Regions from separate parts of the Homo sapiens genome. Here region 2 is linked to region 1. The links are chromatin loops, found by intact Hi-C in ENCODE. Cell type or tissue: heart right ventricle. All regions are shown on one strand.

The links. Hi-C counts contacts between places; a loop is a spot of excess contacts. Peaks named below come from ENCODE experiments on the same cell type or tissue, not always from the same donor. Only the 100,000 strongest peaks of a DNase experiment are listed, where the experiment ranks them.
Region 2: it touches region 1 in a loop (8-fold over the local background); 12 of 110 quality-filtered maps call a loop at or near these places.

The regions. Positions count from the first base shown.
Region 1 is chr3:154,118,797-154,123,796 of GRCh38, reverse strand. It overlaps ARHGEF26 (Rho guanine nucleotide exchange factor 26), which reads right to left and starts at 2,407. Exons shown (of 15, transcript NM_015595.4): 1 at 2,278-2,407; 2 at 722-1,855. The coding sequence starts at 1,804. ARHGEF26-AS1 (ARHGEF26 antisense RNA 1) reads left to right here and starts at 2,587. Exons shown (of 4, transcript NR_037901.1): 1 at 2,587-2,725. In heart right ventricle, a CTCF peak has its summit at 1,976; DNase peaks (open chromatin) are centred at 746, 899 and 2,506; H3K4me3 peaks cover 3,445 bases; H3K27ac peaks cover 2,270 bases; H3K27me3 peaks cover 2,010 bases.
Region 2 is chr3:154,230,347-154,235,346 of GRCh38, reverse strand. The region is part of intron 11 of ARHGEF26 (Rho guanine nucleotide exchange factor 26); the gene reads right to left. Among named protein-coding and RNA genes, the nearest start is that of DHX36, 92 kb to the left of the region's middle. In heart right ventricle, no CTCF peak of the experiment used is centred here; no DNase peak of the experiment used is centred here; H3K27ac peaks cover 1,067 bases.

The DNA of each region.
Region 1 (5,000 bases):
GACAATATAGGGGAGCAATACCACACAGTGTCCACCCTAACCTTAAGTTTTCAGCTGCCAATCTGTTACATGCACTCAAGGATGAATGGGCATACAACGGGAATAAAACACAACCAAAGGCCACGGTGACAAAAACAAGCAACAAAAAAGATGACAAAATATTTATGTCTTTTGTGATCCTGGCAACTGATTTTCAAATTCACATTCTACCTGAATGACATCAAGTGCGTAGTAACCACTCAAAATTCAGTAAGTAAAAGCAAAAAATAATCAACAGGCTCAAACAGGAATCAGTATTTTTCTGAATCAGCTGTGATAACAGCTATCATTGACTGAAACCTCTAAGCAAACTCCAGACAACTTGACTGCAGAGTGCGGTTCTGAACATGCTCCTCCCCCTTTCAGCTATCTCTTTTAAAAGTGGTAAAGACTCACTCAGCCAATAATCTGCCATATTTCACTCTTGTCCCCCCCAATTCTGCCTGAGCTTAGAAATTTAAAAGTGATGAATTTCACTTCTTCCCACAAAGTTGCACTAAACTCGGCTGTGCCTGCCAGCATCAAAGTGGCCAAGAGCTGGATGTACACTAGCAATCAAGAGCAAAACACAGAATTAAAACGGAATGACTTCTTCGGGTTTCCTCTACGCTCCTCCTCCCCACTCCCAACACATTTACTTTCCGCTTAGTGAATGGCGTGCCACACTCCTGCCCACTTTTACCTTTATCCTTCCCAGACTGGAAAACTTCTCCTTGTCTTCCATCACCACTTTCAGAACAGGCTGGGACATTCTGTTCTTCTTCTTCGAGCTGGTAGGACTGTCAAAATCAAAGCCACTGACCACTGCCCTGCGATAAGACGTGGACCGCAAGCCTCTCCGCAGAGACCCTGGGCTATCCACGTCGTTATCGACCTCACTCTCCTCCCCTGCGTGACCCAGGGGTCCTCCTAGGCCCTCCACCATGCTGCGCACCTTGAGGAGTCTCTTGTGGGGCTCCACATTTTGATTGTTGGATTTACTTATTTTAATTTCCGAGGCCAGACTCTTCGGAATGATCTGCTGCTTCCCCACTTTGAGGGCGGCGGGGCTGTTTGTACTCAAAACCACGGAAGGATTCTCGAGGAGCTCGTTCTCCTGGGAGGGCAGCCTTTGGAGGGGGAGTTTTTGTTCCGAAGAACTTTTCTGGGGCCCAGGAAAGAGCCCCCGTTCGGGGTCCTTTGCCTTCCGGCCGGACTGCGAACCTGACCCAGGAGAGTCGTTATTAGCGGCAAGGCCATTTGCAGTGGGCGAAGGCACCGGGCTGGCAGTCAACCCAGTAAGGTCCTCCTCGGGGGTGCAGGGGGCGGGCGCGTTAGGAGTCCGCGGGGGGCGCAGAACCGGCGGCGGCGGCGGCGCAGGCAAGGTCACCGCGCCATTTGCTGGGGATTTCGGGGAGCCGCCAGGCACCGCTTTGGGGAGCTTGGGTGACTTGGGCCGTCGAAGTCGAGGAGAGGCAGCCCTGTACTCCGGGGATGCCGTCCCACCATTGGCCACCGCTCTCCGCTGGGCGCCCAGAAGCAGGGGGCTCCTATGTACCGTCCTGCTGTCCGAGGCGGTGGGCACCTGGGCGGGAATCTGCGCTGCGAGGAGCGTCCCTCCGTCCTCCACCGGGAAATCCGTAATTAGTAACCCGTTGGGGCTCTGGTAGGACTGGGGCCTCGGCTTGCTCCGGCCCAGAACCTGGTGGGGCTGAGGAATCGACCGCCTCCGCCACAAAGGGGTTATGCTGTTGCTAGAAAAATCCACCTCGCTCTCGCCGTCCATAGCCGGGCCTCGAAGTCAGCGCCGGGAGGAGCAACACCGAGTTAGTCTTGCCTAAAGAGGAAAGAAGTTAGGAAACTGTGCCTCTGGACAACCGGGGACGCCTGGCCGACTCGCGTGCTCCCAGACCGGCGGTCCCCCTGCTGCTGCGCAGGACACGACTGCACCGCACTTACCCGCCCTTTCTCGGGCAAAAACTGCACCACTGCGGTGCGCGGTTCCCGGCAGAAATCTGGGCTGCCGCCCAGGCGGATTAATCCAATCACCTCCGCGTCCCTCCCGCGCCAAAAGACCACCCGCAGCAAATGAGCCCGCCACCCATTCACTGAGTGCAAGCCGAGGCACAAGAAACTTGGGACGAGTTCAGCTTTCTTGGGAAACTCGCCGCGGGACGCTCCCTTCTGTCGCCATCCAGCCTCCCGCCCTCATCATGGGTACCCTCGCGCTCCAGGTGCGCGGCTCCCACGCAAATTTACCTTCTGGGGCTTGCAATGTCCGGGGCCGAGGAGCACCCACTACCCCGTGGGTGGCCCGGGTCCGGGACCGAAGCGCAGCCGCGAGAGCTTAGGAGAGCGCTGCCGCCGACCGCGGCGCCGGCGCCGGCCCGCCCCCACGCCTGACTACGCCCCCACACTTGGCCCCGCCCCCGTTTCGGCCCCGCCCAGATCCGCCTCCATCGCAGCCAGAAGCAAGAAGCTGTCTTCCCGCCCCCGCGTGCCTACAATCAGCCCCAGTCTCCCTGGGAAACCGACGAGCGCACCTGAGCTGGGTTCTGAGCTCCAGCGTTTTGGGGCTAGAAGTTGCGGACTAGTAGCTGAGGCGGCACGGGAGTGTAGGCGCGCGGGGTCGTTGCCGGGGGCACAGAGTGAGAACAAGCAAGGGAGCCCTGCTGAATTGCAGCTTAGGAAGCCCTGAATCCTGGAGGTGCGTTGAAACCGAGAACGCGCGGCGTAGTAGACTTTGTGAGATGCGTGGGCAGTAGCGCAGAGTTCTAACGCAGAGTCATGCCCTCTCAGCATTCAGGTGGTCTTAAATCAGATGGGCTCGTCCCAGTGCTGAAAATGCATTATAATATAAACAGATAGATGGGCTTGTTTGTGCCTAGAGTCTTTCCGTAGGAAAGACTGGCAGCTCTGAAGAGGGAAACTGGGTGGCTAGGAAACCGGAGGGAGGGAGAGTTTTCATATAATTATTTTTGGTCCTTGTATGCTTTGCATCTTGAAACCTATCTGTGAAAAATAAGCTCAATTTACACTACAAAAAAAGTATTGGTTTCCAACAGTACATAGAATAAAACTCAAAATCCTTAGCATGGCTTACAAGACACTTCACTACTGCCCTACTTCTTCAGCCTAGTCTTTCCTCCATCACTTTCTTCATTATTTTTTTGGCCACACTCAAAGTTTGACAGCCTCATAACCTTCCCTTTCGTTCCTTCTTGACCCGACTTGTCACTGCGTCAGAAAGGCCTTCCCTGTCCCCTCCTTAATTATACCATTGCCCCGTTTATTTTCCCAGCCACTTGTTCTCTTCTATTTTTGCACTTATAAAATTTTGTATATATATATATTTATGTGTTTATGTTTATTGTCTTTTGTCTTTACACAGTAATTTGCATGAGGGCAGGGGTCATGTTTTTTTTTCTTCTCCGTATTTCCGGCACATGGTGGGCACTTAATATTTATTTAATGAGTGAGAGAATGAATGACAGGAATGAAGTGAAAACAGTGACCATTCCTTCCAAAGTGCTTGGTTGTCAAATAGTAGAAAGATGGCTGTGTCTTGGCCAGGCTCCTGCTGTGTGACAATAATGAGGCAAACTTGAGAAGACAAATAATTTTAGACCATAAGAGCTGTATAATTGATTCTATTAGCAAGACAAATGGGCCCTTCTCCAAGTTCTCTTTCTGCATTCATGCATTCAGCAGGGATGCAGTGAGCATCCACTGTGTGCAAGTTATGCTGCCTGTTTTTGCCCTAGATTGAATGCAATGGCCAAAAATATTAAGATGTGATCTCTGGGTGGTGAGATGAAGGATAGTATGTTTCATGCTGCTTTATATTTTTCTATACTTAACGAAATATCCTGGACAATGAAGATATATTACTTTGATCTGAGACATTTTCATAAACAAAGAAAAAAAGAAACGGCATCGAAAAATGTATAAGAAACTTTTTTTTTTTTAGACGGAGTTTTGCTCTTGTTGCCCAGGCTGGAGTCCAATGATGCGATCTCGGCTCACCGCAACCTCCGCCTTCAGGGTTCAAGCAATTCTCCTGCCTCAGCCTCCCGAGTAGCTGGGATTACAGGCATGTACCACCACGCGCGGCTAATTTTGTATTTTTAGTAGAGACAGGGTTTCTCCATGTTGGTCAGGGTGGTCTCGAACTCCCAATTTCAGGTGATCCACCCACCTTGGCCTCCCAAAGTGCTGGGAATTGCAGGTGTGAGCCACCGCTCCTGGCCTAAGAAAATTTTTAAGAAAGAAATTTTCCACATTGGGTGGAAGACATGGCTGATTACATACTCACATGTAGGTACATAGACTTTTTTTTTAATATAAGGTGTTTTCTATACCAACATGTATTGCTGTTATATTGGGGAAATATAATAAATTAATTTCAGAAGTGGTTACCGACTGACAAATGGAGTATTCACCTAATTCAAAATGCAACCTGTGACCTATGTTAAGAAGCTGTAAAAGGTGATGTGAGAAGGTGGCTTTTCTTGAAATTATGTTGCTTCTACAAACAAGTATAACCAATATTTGTGACGACTTCATAGGATCTTCTTACCTCATTTCCAACAGACAACAAAATACCTACCAAAACAACAACAAAACACCAAGCTCTGGTCCTTCACTGAGGGAAGTTTACAAACTCACAGACCTAGTGCCTATTCAATTTATTGTTATCTATTCAAATCTAACCTATCTTCAATTATATGTTCCACTCAAAAGAAAGGAAAAGAGCTGCTAATAAAACTATGACAATATGTTATGTCATATCGAATTTTTACTTTATACTTAGTGCTTTTAGACACTTATACATAGATTTGCTTAGTACTGTGTGTATGTAGGAAAGGAAAATATAAGCAAAATGAATTTACCAAAGTCCCGAACATTGAGCCTGATTCTTCTGAATACCTTTTCATGAAAAGCATTCATGTGTGTTTTTCCACACAATATTGTTGATAGTG
Region 2 (5,000 bases), 110 kb before region 1:
CAAAACCCACAAAACCCTTAATATGGATTAAACTTAACAGGTTTCTTCTATATGTAGATAACCTTAAACAACTTTAGAAGAAGGCCCAAATTAATGAATAGAAAAGCTTGATATTATCAAGATACCAATTCCTCCTAAATTAATACATAATTTAAACACAACCCAGTGAAAACACAAGCAAGGGTTTTTTGAGAGATGGCAGGGAGTAGAAATAGTTGAGTTGATTGTAAAACACGGAAAAAAAATAAACATGCAGAAATAGCCAGAAAGATTGTGGAAAAAAAAAAGAATAAACTAGCCTTATGATGTATTAAAACATACTGTAGGGAGGCCAAGGCGGGCGGATCACAAGGTCAGGAGATCGAGACCATCCTGGATAACACGGTGAAACCCCGTCTCTAAAAATACAAAAAATTAGCCGGGCGCGGTGGTGAGCGCCTGTAGTCCCAGCTACTCAGGAGGCTGAGGCAGAAGAATGGCGTGAACCTGAGAGGCGGACCTTGCAGTGAGCCGAGATTGCGCCACCGCACTCCAGCCTGGGCGACAAAGTGAGACTCCGCTTCAAAAAAAATTAAAATTAAAATTAAAAAATTAAAAAATAAACATACTGTAAAGCTGCAGAAATTCAAAGACTGGGACAAGGGCACGAGTTGACTGATGAATTGTGAAGCAGAATAGTGGGTTTGCGAGTTGACACAGACATGTCTGGGGATATAGAGGTGACATTTCAAATCTCTAAAAAAATTAATGGGTTAATCAATAAATAATATTGGGACATTTGGGGAAACATATCAAATATTTTTTTAAAATGTTGATCCCAATCTCACTCCTTAAACCAGGATATTTCCTTGGACCCAAGCTCTGGGTACATAAAGAGTTGTGAAGAAAAACTAAGTGACAAGACAGGTCTTTCTGCTGGATACAGACCTTTAACGGCCTGCCTTGTGGTCAGAGAGGTGCTGTTAAACATGTACATACCTTAGGGCAAGTTCTCATCTTAATCCTTATTAGCAAGCATTTTAGATACTTAATACGGATGAACAGGAATGGAAAATAGGCTAGCTTACCAAGATGCACCCAGGATAGTGAAAGGAAGGATGGTGATGGGGAGGCAAGGGAAAGGGTTAGACTGCACAAGCCAGCTTTCCCACAACCCACGTCTCTCAGCCCCAGCTGTAGGTGTAACTCTCACGTACCCGCTTACATTGTTTTAAAACTCTGTTTTATGGCCCAAATCCGACAGATGGAAACCCAAGCAGCACTTCCAGTTCTTCCTTTTGTAAAAAGGTTTAATTTAAAAGAAAAGATGCTATTGAGATTTATCACATCATTGATATTCATATGATTTTTGGCATATATTCTCAAGATAGTGACATTTATTTTTTACCTATTCAGTAGTTTCCTTTCCATAGGCTTTAGAACATTCACATAGCTTTTCTGTCCCGAAAAAAATATTTACTAGAATGTGCTGGTGCCACAACAAATGTTTCCTGAGTTAGCAGCTGCCTGCGTTTTTTCAGACCCTTGTGCTTACAGGCCAGTGAAATGGCTTCCGAAGGCCACCATGGCCCATCACCCCACCAAATTAAACACCTGGATTTCACCATTATTTCTCTTTGCATGTATACAGAATCTAGTGACACTGAGCAACTGTGAATCCTGAAACTCTATCTTCTAATGCCTTCTGTGACATTTCTAAGTCATTCTTCTTTGGGGACACTCTCCAAGATCCTCTTCTAGACTGTCGTGCATTAAATCCCTCTGAGGAATTTAATGGCTCTGACATTCCCCCCCAGTAGCACTGATACACAGGAGTTAATGGGGTTTATGAGATCAAAGGAAATTCTTCCTACTTTCCTCCAATATATGTATGAGAAAAAGTGTTCTGTAGATTTCAACTTGTTTCCCTTCTCCTTCTAAAAAACATGATTCCTAAACCGTCGCACTTGATCGTGTGTTTAAATGGAACAGAAACACTCTAGTCAAACTTTGCTGGGATGAAGGACATTGAATTTATGCTGAAATTTATTTTAAGTCAAGGAGTTAAAAATTTTTTTTCACTTGACTGAGGTTGATTTCCATTTCAATTTGGTTTTAGAATTATACTACTAACATGTTTTTAGTGGAATAATATACAATTTTAAAGGAATGAAATATGGCACAGCAGGTAAGAGTAGAGCCATGATTTGGAATGTCTGGTAAGAAACCCAATTCTAGGCTGGATGCAGTGGCTCACACCTGTAATCCCAGCACTCTGGGAGGCAAAGGCAGGTGGATCACGAGGTCAGTAGATCCACACCATCCTGGCTAACATGGTAAAACCCCGTCTTTACTAAAAATAGAAAAAAAAAATTAGCCGGGCGTGGTGGCAAGCACCTGTAGTCCCAGCTACTCCGGAGGCTGAGGCAGGAGAATCGCTTGAACCCAGGAGTTGGAGGTTGCAGTGAGCCGAGATCATGCCACTGCACTCCAGCCTGGGTGACTCCGTCTCAAAAAAAAAAAAAGAAAGAAAGAAACCCACTCACTCACTGGCTTTGTGAACCAAAGCAAGTTACTGATCCTCTCTGTGCTTCAGTTTTCTCATCTGTAAAGTGGGAATAACAGTACCAACTTGACTGGATTGTTGAGAGGATTAAATGAGATAATACATTTATTACCTCATTGTGTGTAAGGCACTTACAATCATGCCTGACTTACAGTAAATGTCAGCTATTTTTTTTATTTTCTTAACAGAACGCCATCCATTTAAATTGCCTGACATTTTGTTAAAAGCCTGATAATTATATGTTTTGCAAATGCACAAGTGGACCAAGCATAATTAGAGCTAAATACCCATGTCAAGAAATCCACAATTTGGCAAGTGCTCAGACCAGCAAAACAAGGCACAATATTTATCCAGAAACTGATTTCAAATAGGCTTACTTGCTCAGTTCCTCAAGCTAATTCTGAAGTCTAACAAACATGCCACATACATCCTATTTCATTGTTAATAATATAACAAATAGTGGAGATGAGGATCCCCATTCATCAGTATGACTGCCACCAAAAAAGATGGCCAGTGACCCAGAAAAGGGCCAGGAAGCCCCATCCCTGTCACCAAGGGTCACCAGATGCCACAGCCCAGCACTTCTGTGGCTGCTCATGGGATGCTCTGAACCCATAGTCCTTGAAAAAGAGGAGATGGACAGTTCTGAGAGGCTGTCACCACCTTTCTGAAGCTCTCTCCCTGGGATAAGCTGAACTAAGCAAGCCCTGAAGAGCAGGCACAGCTTCTTAAGTGGGTAACAAGGTTATCCAAATTATACAGCAACCCCACACTCCAATTCAGGAGTACCACACTACTGACGACATCAATAAAAAGGAAAAATATACTATTTATTTCACATTTTTCAGCAACAATGTTATAGTGTCTCCTAGTCATTTAGGAATAGTGAAAAAAAAAAAAAACTGCTACTACAACGTGTACACATGATTTACACCAATTTATAAAGAATAAAAATTGACCAATAGTTTTTCCTCACTCACTTGCCGCCTGACATGGGTTTCATGAGGAGGGAAAGGCATAGAGTTAAAGGCATTTATTCCTAAACTGCTCATGTTCTGGAGGCCATAAATTCATGTCTGGTCCTAGAGCGTGCCGTACCTTCAGCTATGTAGCAATTACGTAAAGGTTTAAAATCATTTTTTAAAAACAATAAAATATTCTAGAAGCAGAAGGGCAATAATTTGATTTACGGCAAAATCTTTAGAGAGAGAACACAATACCAAAAATAATCTTAATGATAGCATGTATCAGTTACTTAGCAGGACTATTCATATTCACTGTAGTAAGAGCTTTATGTGCATTATCTCATTTAATTCTCACAGAAACTCCATGATGAAGATGATGTTATTATCCCCATATTACAGATAGAACACTGAGGCTCTGAGAGACGAGAAGTAATTTGCCCAGGATTTGAGCTCAGTTTTCTGACCCCAGGCATCGATATTGTGCTTCTCAGTAGTGGCAGCTTTCAACATTTAACAGCAATGCCAACTCTCCTTACAGATGCAGGGGAAACAATACCTCATAACATCAGAGGAATCAAGGCTGCAAATGACAGCGGAAGAAAAAAAGGAGCAAAAAGGAAACAGGGCTCCCATTTCTTTTCCACCCCATCTTGCCATCTTGAATTTAGAACTCAATTCCAAAATGGTCAGAAATAAGCAAGCTTCATGTGTTTCAGGAACAAAGGAGCTTGCAATCATTTTTACTGCCTTTCCTTTAGCCAGGATACTCTTGACTTCCCTAGGAACGAGTTTATTCTGCAGATGAAACAGGTATCAGGTGATTTTCAGCTTTCTATAATAGGAAAGAGCATTCTCATGGAAAAAGCAAAAAATGGAACCAAACCAGGCCATGAACCTTTCAAGGGAGCCTGCACAGCTTTGAGCCACTGGGTGTTCAAACTATTTGGGAAAATCCAAATTTGAACTTAAGTCCTTGACCTTATGATAATGACCTAGTAGTTTGCTATTACAGAAAATTTTATAAAACCTGAAAAAAAAATTAAAAATTTTGAAAACCTTTTTATAAAACCTAGAAAGTTGTAACCAGGGCTCAAGCTATACACAGTATTTATGGAACCAGAAATCAGGAAGTAGAAATCTCCTGTCTTAAATGTCTGCAGGAAGGAAATGTTAACAAAGGGAAACTCTTCCCCAGATTCTGATGCTAGATTAGCTAATGGCAGAGGAAAACTCACAAATATGATTTGGTACTGGTTCTAGTTTTCTCCTACAACCAGTAAAACTATAAAAATACTCAACAAAAGCTTACTTTGGAAAAGATGTTTCTCCAAACAAACAAAAAAGTTGTAAGTTTCTATGCTTTTTTCCCCCAATAACTTTATAGGATGAGGGGAAAAGTGAAATATTCTAGAAAAATAAAATGAAGAAGTAATGAACATAAAGAAATTGAGCCTCTGGAAACAAAGACTCAGATTAGAATCCTGGCTCTG